3 separate regions of the Homo sapiens genome follow, and regions 1 and 3 are each linked to region 2. Evidence: chromatin contacts called from ENCODE Hi-C or POLR2A ChIA-PET data. All regions are on one chromosome and are shown on one strand. Each heading gives the region's core, a stretch centred on a gene start or an enhancer-like site at or near the end of the contact. The rest is flanking DNA. Distances are from core to core; before and after follow the strand shown. Region 1 holds the start of SUB1 (SUB1 regulator of transcription). Region 2 overlaps ADAMTS12 (ADAM metallopeptidase with thrombospondin type 1 motif 12). Region 3 overlaps LOC124900954 (a long non-coding RNA gene).

Region 1 (2,700 bases), core at 120-2,619, 1.3 Mb before region 2:
CGAACTCCTGACCTCAGGCGATCCACCCGCCTCGGCCTCCCAAAGTGCTCGGATTACAGGGGTGAGCCACCGCGCCTGATGTCAGTGTTTATTTTCATGGCTTCTTTTATTTCATTATGATGGAGAGTTTCACAACAAACTAAGGGATTAGTTTGTATTTTTGTCAGCATTTAATCCTTTAAAAGTCAGGTAATTCTAGAAAGGGACGTGTGGGGGATGCTTTCACGTTTAGTGTTCAGACTTTGATTCCATCCGCTGTGTTCTTTGCGTCTCAACCCCATTACACATTCCGCTCCCAGCTTTAATGTTTGCAGGGAATATATAACTCTCTTCTCCTATAAGGGTGGGATGGGTGGGAACCACAGGTCTAACTGCTCCATATGTAGATCCAAACACTCCTCCCTTTCTGCAACCCACTGCCCTTCCTTAGCCTCTGTGGCATCTCCGATGTGCAATTCTGAGCTTCGACAGGATTCCATCCTCTACTTTGTAAAATCCCATACCATTCCTCTACCTGAGGCAGGAAAATAGGGTCTGGAGGGAGAGAACATAAGGACAATTCACGCTTCAGCTGTAACAGGAAATATCCTCTCCATAGGGCGTTAACTTTGGTTTCCTCGTCTATAAAATGGAGAGAACAGTCATTTCTGCTTTGGAACATGCTTGTTAGGATGAGTAATGTAAATTGCCTCCTGCAGCGTCTGACACGTAGTGGGTGCTTGATAAATCTTTGTTAATAGATATGCCTTTATATTGATTCTTAGCTGTAGGAAGTATTCATTCAAATACATATTCAAATAATCTTTTAGCTATATTCCTGCTTGTATATGGATTCCTCTTGCCTTCTGTGAACTCCCTTACATCTCCAGGACTTCAATACAGGAATAAGGAGTACTCCAAAGATTTCTTGCACTTTCTGGAATTAAACGCTGTGACTTTAGCTTCCTTCCTTTGGATTTTAGGAGGCAGAGGCATGTATTGAGGTGGGTGAAGTGGGGTAGGAAGACCATTTCTGGGAAAATGGGCCAGAGTATTGATCTTTTTCATTATGACCCCTTCGCTTCATTAGAGTAAACATTTATTGAACAAACGCAAAGCTTGGCGCTTGTCACTCATGTTTTATTGGCGTTTTCCTTTTTTTTAATTTTTTTTTAAGCTATCTCCTACAGGAAGGATATTAGCTCTTTCATTCTCTCAAGGGTCAGATGTAATCTTCCAACATCTGACTTTCGCGTCACCCATTTAGGAAGAGACGCGGTCCCTTTAAGGCCCTGGAAAGGGTCTAAGTGTTGGTTTCTGTGGGGAGGCCACGCCCCATCACGTGACCGCAGCCCCAGCGCGGCGGGGCCGGCGTCTCCTGGCTGCCGTCACTTCCGGTTCTCTGTCAGTCGCGAGCGAACGACCAAGAGGGTGTTCGACTGCTAGAGCCGAGCGAAGCGTGAGTGCGCGGGACCCCCTACCCCTACTCCTCGGGGCCCCCACCCTCCCAGCCGGGCCGTGAGCTGCCTTCGGCCCTCCACTCCTCTCGCCGGCAATGGCCGCGGGAAATGGCGGCTCTGCCTTACCTCCCCCTTCCCCTCGGCGTCCCCGGCCCCCTTCTCCGTTTCTGACTCCACGCCTGACGCGCTGTGGGCCCTTCCGCGGTAGACTCCTGTCCCCGGGGAGCCGAGTCGAGGCGGCGGGCGCTGCGGCCCGGGGCGGTAGATTGAGGGCGGCCGGGGAGTGAGGAGTCGCGGGGAGAGAGTCGCGGCGTCCCCGGGACAATGCGGCGGCGGCCTGCCTAGGTGGGGCGCGTGCGGTTACCTACTCTTCCCCCGCCCCTCGCCCTGAGCGGGGCGCTCTGGAGACTGGGAGAGCGGATGCGGGCGGGAGGGGGCCGGGGGAAGAACGGCTGATGTGCAGGGGGAGGGAACGCTTCGAGAGAAGAAAATGGCGCTTGGTGCAAATCCCGCCCCTTCCCACGCCGTCTTCTCCGCACTTCGCCGCCTCCCACGCCCCCTCCGACCAACCTGTCTCCCCTCGCCCGAGCGGCTGCTAGCCACGGGGTTCTAGCGGCTTGCTGGGGCCGCGCGACCCCTTCCCTGGTCTTGTGCTTGTCACCTTCCTGTTATACCGAAGTCGTGTGCCCTTCAGTCCTGGTTCATTTTCACCTCGTTTTTTTCTGATCTTTCCCTCAATCAGCAAAGGCTGAAGATTTCGTTTCTCTTTTTAAAGTTGCGTTTTGTATAAATTCTACAATAGTGGTTTCAGTATCAGTTACTTGAATTACAAGCTGCTTCTCCCCCCACCCCCACATTGGAACAGGCTCATTAAGGTAAATATATATTTGTTAAAAGTTTAGAGGCTGGTTTTAGTTACCGTTACCTTTCTTCTCCAGTGGACTTCTTTGGGTTGAGTACCAGGTGGTTCTTTGAAAAATTCTTAGGCCCCCAGGCAGTTTTTGATAACAGACGGTAGTTATGATCGACAGTTTCAAAGTGAAAAATTATGTTCAATTTAATTACCTTTTTAAAAAATATCTTTTTGTCGTATTAATTAGCATAAAAAACTTAACTAAATTGATTTTAGAGATGAGGTTGCAAAATGGAGCAGAAACAGGAAAAACGGATAAAACGTGGTCATGAACATTGCTTTTCCCTTCTGAATTTACCCTTGAAGACATTACCAGTTAAAATCAGATTGAGCTTTTTGAATTTAATG
Region 2 (2,754 bases), core at 107-2,606:
TAGCTTACAAACCTGGCTGCACCAGAATCACCTAAGTAGCTTTAATGTGTATATATTATACACACACATGATATATATATATCGTGGTGTTTTCATCTAAGCTGTTGAGAAGAGACATCTATATATATGTATTGCATAGCAATATATATATATGTATTGCATAGCAATATATATATATGTATTGCATAGCAATATATATATATGTATTGCATAGCAATATATATATATGTATTGCATAGCAATATATATATGTATTGCATAGCAATATATATATGTATTGCATAGCAATATATATATATGTATTGCATAGCAATATATATATGTATTGCATAGCAATATATATATGTATTGCATAGCAATATATATATATGTATTGCATAGCAATATATATATATGTATTGCATAGCAATATATATATATGTATTGCATAGCAATATATATATGTATTGCATAGCAATATATATATATGTATTGCATAGCTATATATATATGTATTGAATAGCAATATATATATGTATTGAATAGCAATATATATATGTATTGCACAGCAATATATATATATGTATTGCACAGCAATATATATATGTATTGAATAGCAATATATATATGTATTGCACAGCAATATATATATATGTATTGCACAGCAATATATATATATGTATTGCATAGCAATATATATATATGTATTGCATAGCAATATATACATATATGTACTGCATAGCAATACACATGTGTATTGCATAGCAATACACATATGTATTGCATAGCAATATATATGTATTGCATAGCAATATATATGTATTGCATAGCAATATATAGTATCTATATATGTATTGCACAGCAATATATGGTATCTATATATGTATTGCATAGCAATATATAGTATCTATATATGTATTGCATAGCAATATATAGTATCTATATATGTATTGCATAGCAATATATAGTATCTATATATGTATTGCATAGCAATATATACATTGTATCAATATATATGTATTGCATAGCAATATACATTGTATCAATATATATATGTATTGCATAGCATATTATATATGTATTACCTACATATAGATAGCATGTGTATATAATATATACACACACTATACTAGTAGCAGAGGCAGGTGGGAGATGTATTTTATAGTGTAAATCCTTTTTATCTTTTAAGTTTTGTAGCATGTGAACTTATTACCTGCTAAACGTATTATAAAACGAAGGGGGAAAAGCCTAGATTCCTCTCACGGAGATTTTCACTCTCAATAGATGATCTGTTCTTACCATATCGTCTGTACGGAGCAGATCTCACCACCAGACTGTGACCCACCCTTACCACGAGCGTCTAATGGTCCGTCACCTGCACATCGGTTAAGCAGGTGAAAGGGGACTTCCTGACCCAGGATGTGGCATGGTCTCACATGCCTCTGGGTTTCAGACACAATGACTCAGCAGAAAGTTTCACTAAAAGAGAGGATTAATCAGACCTCAGGGGAAGCTGGCCACGGCGACCTCTGGGAGGCCTTCTTGTTCCCTTTCACAAGAGAGTTCTTGGTGTGGCACTATGCTAAGTGCTACACACCCATCCTCCCAACCAAAACAGGTGCTGTCAGCCCCTTTTACAATCTCAGAGCTAACATGCCCAAAGTTACAGAGCTAATGACTGAAATCTGCCTACCTGGAAAGCCCAACAGGCTCTCGACACCATAGGCCTCTCTCATTGCAGCAGCCTTTTCCTCACAGGAACAGTCTGATACCAGCATCATGCTGCCACCATCCATGTCCACAGCACAGAAAATGTTACAGTGTAAATATCTACTCTGGATGACCTGGGCTAGGATATTATTTCTCACCTTCATATTTTTTGACTGTTTAGTTTTTCAGATTCAAAGGTCAAAGAGAGAGTTTTTTCCCATCCTGCTGGTCCCTGGGCTGCAAGGATCCAGTTCACCCAAAGTAATAGATCTAAAGAGGCGAAGTCTTGTCTAAGGTCACCCACCAATAAAACAAACAACTATATACCTAATTTTGCACGTATCACCCCATGAGGTGATATGCTTTGGTCAGAGTTCCTGAGTTCTATAAGATCTTAGGAATTAGCCTTCATTTCCCAGAAAAAGAAGCTGGAATCTTGAGTGTTAAGAAACTTCTCTTAGAGCTTCTGGCTAGATGGGAGCATTCAGGCATAAACTTCAGGTCTCCCAACTCCAAGTCCAGTGCTTGCGCATGACAGAGTACTCTTCTGAAGTCTTAAGCCTAAATCACAGTGGACTAAGCTAGCAATAAAAATAAAAGGAGGCCAGACACAGTGGCTCATGCCTGTAATCCCAGCACTTTGGGAGGCCGAGGCAGGCAGATCACGAGGTCAGGAGATCGAGATCATTCTGGCTAACGTGGTGAAACCCCATCTCTACTAAAAATACAAAAAATTAACCAGGCATGGTGGTGGGCACCTGTAGTCCCAGCTACTCGGGAGGCTGAGGCAGGAGAATGGCATGGACCCAGGATGCAGAGCTTGCAGTGAGCCGAGATCACGCCACTGCACTCCAGCCTGGGTGACACAGCGAGACTCCATCTCAAAAAAATAAAATAAAATAAAAGGAAAGAGGAGTCTATTTGTCAAATTTGAATCTCTTTATTGAAACAGTTGAATTAACTAATTGAATTAAAAGGATTTACTAGTAAAAGAGAGAATCCTTTCCAGAGGAGGGATGTAAAGCACTCACCGATACATCTCAAATCCTCCTCTGGTCATTGCCA
Region 3 (3,045 bases), core at 352-2,851, 1.3 Mb before region 2:
GGGCCGGGCACAATGGCTTATGCTTGTAATCCCAGCACTTTGGGAGGCTGAGGTCAGGAGTTCAAGACCAGCCTGGCCAAATGGCGAACCCCCCACCCCCACCCCTCCGTCTCTACTAAAAAACCAAAAATCAGCCAGGCTTGGTGGTGCACACCTGTAGTCCCAGCTACTAGGGAGGCTGAAGCACAAGAATCACTTGAACCCAGGAGGTAGAGGTTGCAATGAGCCAAGATTGCGCCACTGCACTCCAGCCTGGGCAATAGAGCAAGACTCTGTCTCAAAACAACAACAAAAACAACAACAACCAAAATTCACCATGCATGGTTGGCATGCGCCTGTGGTCCCAGCTACTTGGGAGGCTGAGGTGGGAGGATGGCTTGAGTCCAGGAGGCTGAGGCTGCAGTGAGCCGAGATCGCACCACTGGACTGCAGCCTAGGTGGCAGAGCGAGACCCTATCTCAAAAATAAAAAAGATGATGATTGCTGTCAAGTCCCTAGATTTTTTTCCTGTGACTTGCTTATCCCTGGTTTGAGCCAAGACACTCTATTACCCTTGTTCCCCTTACTTCCCAGACCCTATTTTTGTCTGTGGATTATACATGAGAGCCCATGTGAGGATTCCCACAAATAATTGAGATGGGGTGTGAAGGAGAATTTGAAAGTGAGAGCCCAGTTTTTTTCTTTTTTTCTTTTTTTTTGAGATGGAGTCTCGCTCTGTTGCCCAGGCTGGAGTGCAGTGGAGCGATGTCGCCTCACTGCAACCTCCGCCTCCTGGGTTCAAGCGATTCTTCCGCCTCAGCCTCCTGAGTAGCTGGGACTACAGGCACACACCACCGCGCCTGGCTAATTTTTGTATTTTTAGTAGAGACGGGGTTTCACCATATTGGCCAGGCTGGTCTCGAACTCCTGACCTCGTGATCTGCCCGCCTCAGGCTCCCAAAGTCCTGGGATTACAGGCATGAGCCACCACGCCCAGCAAGAGCCCAGTTTTTACAAACAACAGATGAGTGCTAGGGGGCAGGACAACGCAAGTATGAAATGAGACCAGCTAATGAGACCAGCTGCACGCTGGTTATACAAGTATCAGAGCTGCTTTGTCCCTTGGTCCCATGAGATACTACTCTATAAAACATGCCCAAAAGCCAGCCTCACATGTCTTTTTCTAGTTTATTTATTTATTTTTGAGACAAGGTGTCGCTCTGTTGTCCAGCCATTGTATTCCGACTCACGGCAGCCTCGACCTCCTGGGCTCAAGTGATGTAGTTGGGACTACAGGCACACACTACCACACCTGGCTAATTTTTGTATTTTTAGTAGAGACGAGTCTCACTATGTTGCCAAGGCTGGTCTTGAACTGCTGAACCCAAGTGACCCTCCCACCTCTGCATCCCAAAGTGTCTAGTTTCAGAACTTACTTTATTCAGAGGTGTAGCTATCTTTGGGACCAAAACTGTGAGCACTGAACCAGCGACTGGCTTGAGAAGAAAGCATTTCCAAGGCAAATAATAATCCAAGCTGAAAACAGTCCTCTTAGTGCACCAGAAGGGACCTTTTGGCAAGTGGCATCTTGCCAGAAAATTAACTCAAAACAAATCCCTAACAGCTCAGAGATGGTGGAGGGGAATTTCAGAAACAGTCAGCAGGGCAGGGCCATGCAACTGCTTACAGGAATTGCCTCACTCACACTTTGATGTTGATTCTCTGCAGAGCTTCCGCTGCTTCAAAACGGCGTGCAGGAGTCAGAGACATTACATCAGGAAGATACTGCAGAGATATTCTACTCCATCTCATTCATTGTACAGGTGAGGAATCCAAGGGTCAGAGATTTTAAGGAATTTGTCCAAAATCACAGAGTGGAGAACTGTGAGTAGAACTCAGATCGCTTGTTGCCTAATTCAGGTGTTTTCAACCCCTTATAAATAAGCCAGGGAGGTGTGGCACCCACATGATTTGCTTTCTGGCTGATGTATCTCTATTCCTAACGCAGAGCTCAGGCATCAATCGGTAAACATGAGGAAGAGATAGATGCGGCTCTATCTATCTAGTGTATGGGAGCAGCATGTGACATTGTGATGAGATGTGTCAGCACAGGCACAATTTAAAGCAGTGCCATGGCAACCGGCATTCACTCTGGCTCCAGATAGCACCGTGAACTACAGGGTGTAGTTGAAAATGGCTTCTCACCTAGGGAGTGGAATGTTCCAGCCTCTGTTTCCTGCAGTGAGTGACTCTAAAATCTACCAAGCAATGTAGCAACGAGACTGGTTCAGATTATTTACCAAGGGTTGGGGGTTTTCAGCGTAACTCACAGGAGAAATAAACTTGGCAGCCTTGGGAATCCCCAAGAATTACTGTGACTATCTGCAGAGCAGTAGGGTTTTGCTTTCTCTTAGAGCAATGCATTCTTTCAGTGTCTTCCCGGAGAACTAATACTTCAAAGAGGTGCCCTGGGCACGAGGGGAAGGTAATGGAGAAGGGCACCACCATTTGTTTCTTATATATTGCAGAATCTGCTGCTACCCTCCCCACAAATTCTTTTTTTTTTTTTTTTTGAGACAGGGTCTCATTCTGTCACCCAGGCTGGAGTACAGTGGCACGATCATGACTCACTGCAGCCTCGACATCCTGGGTTCAAGTGATGCTCCCATCTCAGCCTCTCGAGTAGCTGGGACTACAGGTGTGTGCCACCACACCCAGCTAGTTTTTGTATTTTTAGTAGGGATATTGCCCAGGCTGTTGGCCAGGCTGGTCTTGAACTCCTGGGCTCAAGCAATCCACTCGCCTCAGCCTCCCAAAGTGCTGGGATTACAGCCTTGAACCACCACACTCGGCCCCCACAAATTCTTAAACCATGGCCGTAGACCAGAGGAGATCTGGAATGAGTTAAGTTTCATCAGTAGGGTTGAGTATTAGGGTCATTTGTCCTGAGATGCTAAAGCCTCCTTGATTTTAACTTAAATGCTCATATCATCGTTCCTGAAACAGAACTGAAACAGAGACCACCTATGGTCTCCAGTATGTACATGCTCTTTTATTTTTATTTTT

What was found. A loop is a pair of places that touch in the nucleus more often than their neighbours do. ChIA-PET counts read pairs that join two places held with the same protein, here RNA polymerase II (POLR2A). Pooled maps may share reads with other maps.
Region 1: a map with no recorded cell type shows a loop between it and region 2 (11-fold over the local background). The contact joins the promoter of SUB1 here to the enhancer-like site in region 2. A Hi-C loop is called at or near these places in 12 of 37 single-sample maps with no recorded cell type and 4 of 50 pooled maps.
Region 3: a map with no recorded cell type shows a loop between it and region 2 (7-fold over the local background). The contact joins two enhancer-like sites. A Hi-C loop is called at or near these places in 11 of 37 single-sample maps with no recorded cell type and 4 of 50 pooled maps. POLR2A ChIA-PET finds 5 or more read pairs at or near these places in 1 of 52 experiments (activated T-cell).

The regions. Positions count from the first base shown.
Region 1 is chr5:32,584,188-32,586,887 of GRCh38, forward strand. SUB1 (SUB1 regulator of transcription) reads left to right here and starts at 1,370. Exons shown (of 5, transcript NM_006713.4): 1 at 1,370-1,438. RefSeq lists silencers at 1,544-1,643, 1,684-1,953.
Region 2 is chr5:33,848,840-33,851,593 of GRCh38, forward strand. All of the region lies in intron 2 of ADAMTS12 (ADAM metallopeptidase with thrombospondin type 1 motif 12), which reads right to left. Among named protein-coding and RNA genes, the nearest start is that of ADAMTS12, 42 kb to the right of the region's middle. RefSeq lists an enhancer at 1,063-1,564. Within about 2 kb of position 1,357, at least 4 of the 41 ENCODE cell types and tissues checked have a DNase peak (open chromatin) inside an H3K27ac peak, as active enhancers do.
Region 3 is chr5:32,530,115-32,533,159 of GRCh38, forward strand. It overlaps LOC124900954 (a long non-coding RNA gene), which reads left to right. Exons shown (of 5, transcript XR_007058719.1): 4 at 1,708-1,802. Among named protein-coding and RNA genes, the nearest start is that of SUB1, 54 kb to the right of the region's middle. RefSeq lists enhancers at 1,543-1,652, 1,793-1,892. Within about 2 kb of position 1,602, at least 14 of the 41 ENCODE cell types and tissues checked have a DNase peak (open chromatin) inside an H3K27ac peak, as active enhancers do.